Regions from separate parts of the Homo sapiens genome. Here region 1 is linked to region 2. The links are chromatin contacts, found by Hi-C or POLR2A ChIA-PET in ENCODE. All regions are on one chromosome and are shown on one strand. The core of a region is the stretch at or near the end of the contact, and the rest is flanking DNA. Distances in the headings are between cores, read along the strand shown.

What was found. A loop is a pair of places that touch in the nucleus more often than their neighbours do. ChIA-PET counts read pairs that join two places held with the same protein, here RNA polymerase II (POLR2A). Pooled maps may share reads with other maps.
Region 1: POLR2A ChIA-PET joins it to region 2 with 10 read pairs in activated T-cell. The contact joins the enhancer-like site here to the promoter of PLEKHM2 in region 2. A Hi-C loop is called at or near these places in 1 of 50 pooled maps. POLR2A ChIA-PET finds 5 or more read pairs at or near these places in 2 of 52 experiments (GM10248 and activated T-cell).

What each region holds. Positions count from the first base shown.
Region 1 is chr1:16,166,217-16,169,298 of GRCh38, forward strand. EPHA2-AS1 (EPHA2 antisense RNA 1) reads left to right here. Exons shown (of 3, transcript NR_187275.1): 3 at 1-526. Among named protein-coding and RNA genes, the nearest start is that of EPHA2, 12 kb to the left of the region's middle. RefSeq lists a silencer at 1,534-1,933 and an enhancer at 2,122-2,767. Within about 2 kb of position 1,740, at least 7 of the 41 ENCODE cell types and tissues checked have a DNase peak (open chromatin) inside an H3K27ac peak, as active enhancers do.
Region 2 is chr1:15,682,837-15,686,108 of GRCh38, forward strand. It overlaps PLEKHM2 (pleckstrin homology and RUN domain containing M2), which reads left to right and starts at 1,484. Exons shown (of 20, transcript NM_015164.4): 1 at 1,484-1,782. The coding sequence starts at 1,723. RefSeq lists silencers at 1,338-1,417, 1,508-1,587, 2,108-2,177 and an enhancer at 2,408-2,467.

The DNA of each region.
Region 1 (3,082 bases), core at 490-2,989, 480 kb after region 2:
TCCAGCCATCCATCCATCCATCCAGCCATCCATCCTTCCTTCCTTCCTTCTTCCTTCCTTCCCACCTTGGCCCAGCCCCTCTCAGCCCCCTCTGCATCCCATCCATCACTTCTCAGACAGGCCTCCCCAGCCAGGTAGTCACCTCCTAGCGGCTCCATCTGTCTGTCTGTCTACCAACCCATCCATCCATCTGTCTGCCAGCCCATCCATCATGCCACAGGCCACTTGTCCATTCTTGCCACCTTTCACATGTTCCCTAGTTAGGCCCCTGTGGTATCCCCCAGCCAGCGCAGTGTAGGTGGGGGGCGTGTGTTCATGTCAGTAGATATGTCTGTGGCCGCCAGCATGCCTTGTGCTGAGCAGAGGGCAAGGGACCTGGATGAGGAGCTGGGGAGGGGTTGGGGACAGGAAGACTGGGAACCTCTTGGTGGGGGGCACAGCAGCTTCCCTGTGTATTCTCCCTGTGGTCTGTTGCACCATAGGCATCAATGGCCTGCTCAAAAATAAATACACGACTGGAAAACTCTCCCACCTCCATTCTTTTTCCTTTTTGGGGGGGTGGTGGGGACAGAGTCTTGCTTTGTCCTCCAGGCTGGAGTGCAGTGGCACGATCTCAGCCCACTGCAACCTCCACCTCCTGAGTTCAAGCAGTTCTCCTGTCTCAGCCTCCCAAGTTGCTGGGATTACAGGCCTGCGCCACCACGCCTGGCTAATTTTTGTTTTTTGGTTTTGTTTTTTCTTTTCCGGGATGGAGTCTTGCTCTGTCACCCAGGCTGGAGTGCAATGGCCGGATCTTGGCTCACTACAACCTCCGCCTCCCGGATTCAAGTGATTCTCCTGCCTCAGCCTCCCAAGTAGCTGGTATTACAGGCACGCGCCACCACGCCTGGTTAATTTTTGTATTTTTAGCAGAGATGGGGTTTCACCATTTTGGCCAGGCTGGTCTCGAACTCCTGACCTCAGGTGATCCACCTGCCTCTGCCTCCCAAAATGCTGGGATTACCGGCATGAGCCACTGTGCCCGGCTTCCGTTCTTCCTGATTACTTAAGAGGGGCCTGACTAATGCCCAGCATGGTTGGGGACCCAGGCCCCTCAAGCCCTGGAAGTCCCTTGCCTGGGGTCATCCAGTCTCCTCCCTCAAAGGGCTCTCACTCCCCACCGCCGCTCCCTCTCCTCTTCCTGCTGCTGAGAGACGAGAGACCAGCAGAAAGAGACTTGGAGAGACGGAGACACAGAGGCAGATGGAGAATGCTGGGCGCCCGGGAAAGCCCAGGAAGGAGCCCGGGCCACGTGGAGGAGAGGCAGGTGGGAGGAGGCAGGAGAGAGCAAGGCTGCCCAGGACAATGGAGCGGGACCGGAGGAGACGCGGGGAGGGACGCGGGCCAGGGGTGCGGTGGGGGGCACGGGGTGGAACTCCGGGTCCCGTAGGGCGGGGTGGGGGAGTGGGTGGGGGGATGGCCCACCTGCCGTGGGAGCGGGTCCGGAGGAAGCTAGGGTCTCGGGGTGGGAAGTGCTGTGTAGAAGCGAGCGCAAGAGGCGAGAGGAAGCGCGGCGGGGCGGCCCCTGTCCCAGCCTCACCCCCATCCCCCCAAGTCTCGCACCCCGGTCCGCCCCAGCTTCCGGCTCCGCAGGTGCCGCCTTTGAGGGCCGCCGCTCGCAGTTTACCGCGGAGCCGGAGCCAGAGCCCCTTCCCCGCGGCGAGGAACTGCCTCTGCGTCTCGTAAAAGGGGTCTGGGCCTGGGGGGCGGCGGCCTCCGTCGCCATGGAAACCGGGGCGGGGAGGCGGCGGCCCGGAGAGCCCCATGCACTTTGCATACCATTGCAGGTTCCTCCCCTTGGGCCCCGCCAGCCTCGCTGGGCCCGCCTCTCTCTCCGCCCCTCCTCCCCAAACCCATCACCCTTGCCTTTATTTGTCTTAAATTTATTTTAAAATGTATTTATTTATTTTTTTCAAACAGGATCTCGCTCTGTCACCCAGGCCAGAGTGCAGTGGTGCGATCATGACTCTCTACAGCCTTCCATCTCCCCAGGCTCAGGTGATCCTCCCACCCCAGTTTCCCAATAGCTGGGACCACCACGCCTGGCTAATTTTGTGTGTGTGTGTGGTGATGTCGCCCTCTGTCACCCAGGCTGGAGTGCCGTGGCCAGATCTTGGCCCACTGCAACCTCCGCCTCCCAGGTTCAAGCAATTCTCCTGCCTTAGCCTCCTGAGTAGCTGGGATTACAGGCGCGTGCCATCACACCCGGCTAATTTTTTTGGTATTTTTAGTAGAGACGGGGTTTCACCACGTTGACCAGGCTGATCTCAAACTCCTGACCTCGTGATCTGCCTGCCTCAGCCTCCCAAAGTGCTGAGATTACAGGCGTGAGCCACCGTGCCTGGCAATGCCCGGCAATTTTTGTATTATAGAGACAGGGTCTTGCCATGTTGCCCAGGCTGGTGTTAAACTCCTGGACTCAAACAACCTGCCCACCTCCGCCTCCCAAAGTGTTAGGATTACAGGCATGAGCCACTGCACTCGGCCACCCCTGCCTTTAAAAGTCACCTCCTCCAGGAAGCTTTCAGCCACCACCACCACGCCCGGTGGCACCACTGACACTTCATAACAATAATAATTCATCATCACTGTGATCGTGGCTAGGCTTGGCTGAGCTTTGTCTCTGTGCTTCCTTCACCCCCATCTTCTTCTGTCCTCATACCAACCCTGTATGGAGAGGCCACTTTTGTCGATATTTACAAATGAGAAAACTAAAGCTGGTAGGGGGTCTGCTCAAGGTCTCACACCTGGAAAATTCCCTCCTCATTCTAGTCTCAGTGTTCTCATTTGTAAAAAGGGAAGCTCGCACCAGGCGCTTGCCGAGTGACCACGCAAGGGTGGGAATGAGACCGCAGGTTTGTCTGAGCAGGGGCTGAGTGTGGCATTCTGACTCTGAAGGCCTGTAGTCAGGGTATGCATGCTCTAGTTCACCTCAGCCCGGCTGCGTCACACCCCCACTCTGTCCCCCAGTGCATCCCCACCCTTGGGACCCTAAGTGAATCTCTCCAGACCAAGCTCCTAGTGACTCAAGAGACATCTCTAA
Region 2 (3,272 bases), core at 234-2,733:
ACTGGGGTGTCTGAGAATAAAAAGGAGGGACTAATCTATGTGTCAGGATATATTTATTTGGGAACTTAAGGAGGGAAGAGAGCCAGGTAGGAGACTGACACCTCTAAGTGCAGGGGCTTTATGAGATGGTGGATTTGAGGAGGGTGTGTGGGAAGAGAGTTGTTACGGTGGGTTTCAGGGGCTGAGGGAGTTGAGGCCCTTGGGATACGTGGGGCTGAAGAAGAGGGATAAGGATAAGGAGTGGGAATGGGGCATTGGGGCTGAAGGTGAGGAGGGTGTGTTTTGGGGGTGGGGAGGAACACCAGGGACCTCAAATGTAGGACTGGGCCTTGAGGGTGAGGCACTGAGGAGGGGAGGCTGTGGAGGGCCAGGGGGCCCAGGGAGGGTCTAGGGCTGGGGACTGGAGTCTAGGCTGACCCGGTGGGGGTGCTGGGTCCTCCAGGCTGCGAAAGCCAGGGGGCCTGGGTCTGCACATTGAGGGGGTGGCTGGGCTAAGGAAGGGGAGGAAGATAAGTGGGGCTTGCAGGCTAAGAGGGTCTTGGGGTCCCTGGCCAGAGTTAGTGGGGTGCACTGGGGTCTCCAAGGAGGGGTCTGTGGACTAAAGAGGGCCGGCGGGAGGGGGCCCAGGGTCTGTGGGTGTCTCGAGTCTCTGAGGAGGGCCGGGGTCTCAGGGTCTGTGGGGGTCTCTGGCCTGTGGGGTCGGAGTCTCCAGAGTCCTTGGGGCCTGTGGGAGTCTCTGGGGTTTTGTGGGGGGATCCTGTGGGCTGAGGAGGGCTGTGGGGAGGGTCTCAGGGTCTCTGGGGAGGGCCAGTGCCTCGGGGTCTTTGGGGGTCTCTGAGGAGGGCTGGGGGCCCAGGGTCTGTGGGGGTCCCCAGCAGGTGGGGTTGGGGTCTCCGGAGTCCCTGGAGTCTGAGGGTGTCTCTGAGGTCCCAGGGGGGAGTCTATGGCCTGAGGGCTGAGGGGGAGGGTCTCCAGGGTCTCTGAGGAGGGCCGGTGTCCCGGGCAGGCGGGGTCGGGGTCTCCGGAGTTCCTGGGGTCTGAGGGTGTCTCTGGGGTCCCTGAGGGAATCTGTGGGCTGACGAGGCCTGGGGGAGGGTCTCCGAGGAGGGCCGGGGTCCCAGGGTCTGTGGGGGTCTCTGGCAGGCGGGGTCGGGGTGTCCGGAGTCCCTGGGGTCTGAGGGTGTCTCTGGGGTCCCTGAAGGAATCTGTGGGCTGAGGAGGGCTTGGGGAGGGTCTCTGAGGAGCCCCGAGGTCCCCGGCAGGCGGGGTCGAGGTCTCTGGCGTCCCTGGGGTCTGAGGGTGTCTCTGGGGTGCCGGGGAGAGTCTGTGACTTGAGGAGGGCTGGGGGCGGGTCTCGGGGTCTCTGGGGAGGGCCGCGGCCAAGGGTCTGTGCGGGTCTCCGGGTCCCCGGAGTCCCCAGGCGCAGGCGGGCCCTGGCGCCGCCCCGCCTGACATCAGTTCCTGCCGCCGCCGCCGCCGCGGCGCACAGCCCGCGGCCTCCTTCCCCGCCGGCCGCGCTCCGGAGCCTCCGGGCCGCGGTGGAGCGAGGGCCCAGGCGAGGCGAGGGCCGGGCGGCGGGCGCCGGGCCCCGCGGCCGGCACGACGGAGCCCCCGTACGGCCGGCGGCAGCGGTTGGCGGCGGCCCCCGGCCCCCGGCGCGGGAAGCGGCGGCGGGGCGGCGGCGGCGGTGGCGGTGGCGGTGGCGGCGACGGTGGCAGCGCCATGGAGCCGGGGGAGGTGAAGGACCGGATCCTGGAGAACATCTCGCTGTCGGTGAAGAAGGTGAGCGCGGCCTCCCTCCCGGCCGGGGCCCCTTCCTCGCCGCGCCCCCCACGCCCTCCGGCGGCGCTCTCCCGGGCCGGGGCCCCCCGCCCTTCCCCTCCGCGACCCGGGGGGCGACGAGCGGCCGGGAGCCCCGGGCCGGTAGAGGGGAAGCGGCGCCGCTCACGTGAGCGCCGCGGCCTCGGAGCTATTTTTAAAGAACAAAGTTGAGGTCAGCATCCTCGGAGCTTCCCCAAACCTGGCCCGGGGCCCTGCCCTCCCGGAGAGGGGTCAGCGACCCTCCGGTCCCCCACTGGGGCAGCGGCGCCCCCGGGAGCTCCTGAAGGAACCCCATGCAGCCTCCTGTGGAATCCGCTGCATCCCCGGGTCCCCCCGCCAGGCTGGCGTCGCCCAGGGTCTGGCAGTCAGGGTGGAGGCCAGTGATAAGCAACTTCACTTTCCCATGGCCTGGGTCCCGGCGACATTGCCTCTGCTCCTGGGAAGTCCCCTGAATAATCTTGCTCAAGGATGGTAGCTTTGAAGAGGTTCACTAGGGGCTTTGATTATAAGAACCTGAAGTACATGGGGATTGCATTTTGGATGCTGATCCGGGGAACCGGGTGACACCACAGACACCTTGCTGTGGGGCTTGCCGCAGTAAACATCACTGTCCCAATTCCAGGTAGAAATGAGTACATACCTGTCAAGGGCATGTATTTGTGATGAAGTTGGCATATCCGCAAAAGGGTCCGTGCTAGAAGGTAGAATCCATATTCTGACGTTTTTGGGCTGGATATAAAAATAATAATAATAAATTTAAAAGAATCCATATTCACTGAAAACCTAAATGGCCAAATCAGAATGGATTTTTCTCTCTCTCTCCCTCTCTGTGTGTGTGTTTGTGTAATTTGAATTCCTGGCTCACCAGATAGTCTCAGAAACTGAAAAAAAAAAAAAAAAAAAGAAAGAAAGAAAGAAAAAAGAGAAAGAAAATGGCTTGGGTGAGGGACTCAGCAGCTTATTTTACTTGAAGAAGCAAAATGGATAGAATTAATTAGATCAACCATCATATTTAAATAATTGTCTGTTTTCCCACTGAGATTCCTCAAAAGCAACACAGGCAAGCTATTTTACCTTTCATAAAGATAAATGTGACTTAAAAAGAAAATAGATTCTCGAATTGCCCTTACTGAAAACATTCCTCTAAAAGCACAGCTAAAGTAACATTGCAGAGATCCAACAAGAGTTTTACGTAGTTTTACTGAGCTTTGCTAATGTAATGGGGTATGGTTTTTGCTTACTCAAGGAGGGCAGGATGAGCAAATACTTTGTTGAGAAGCAGTACATCTTTCCTAATGGAAGAGAAAGGAACACAGGTGACCTTTCTAATCTAATCTGGGCTGATTGTGGCTTTAGGTAGGCCCGGCGTTTGTCTTTGGATTTCAAACAAATGAATGGAGAAAGTCTGTGATGGAGAGGCAGTAGACATGGGGCACGCTGTCACATGTATA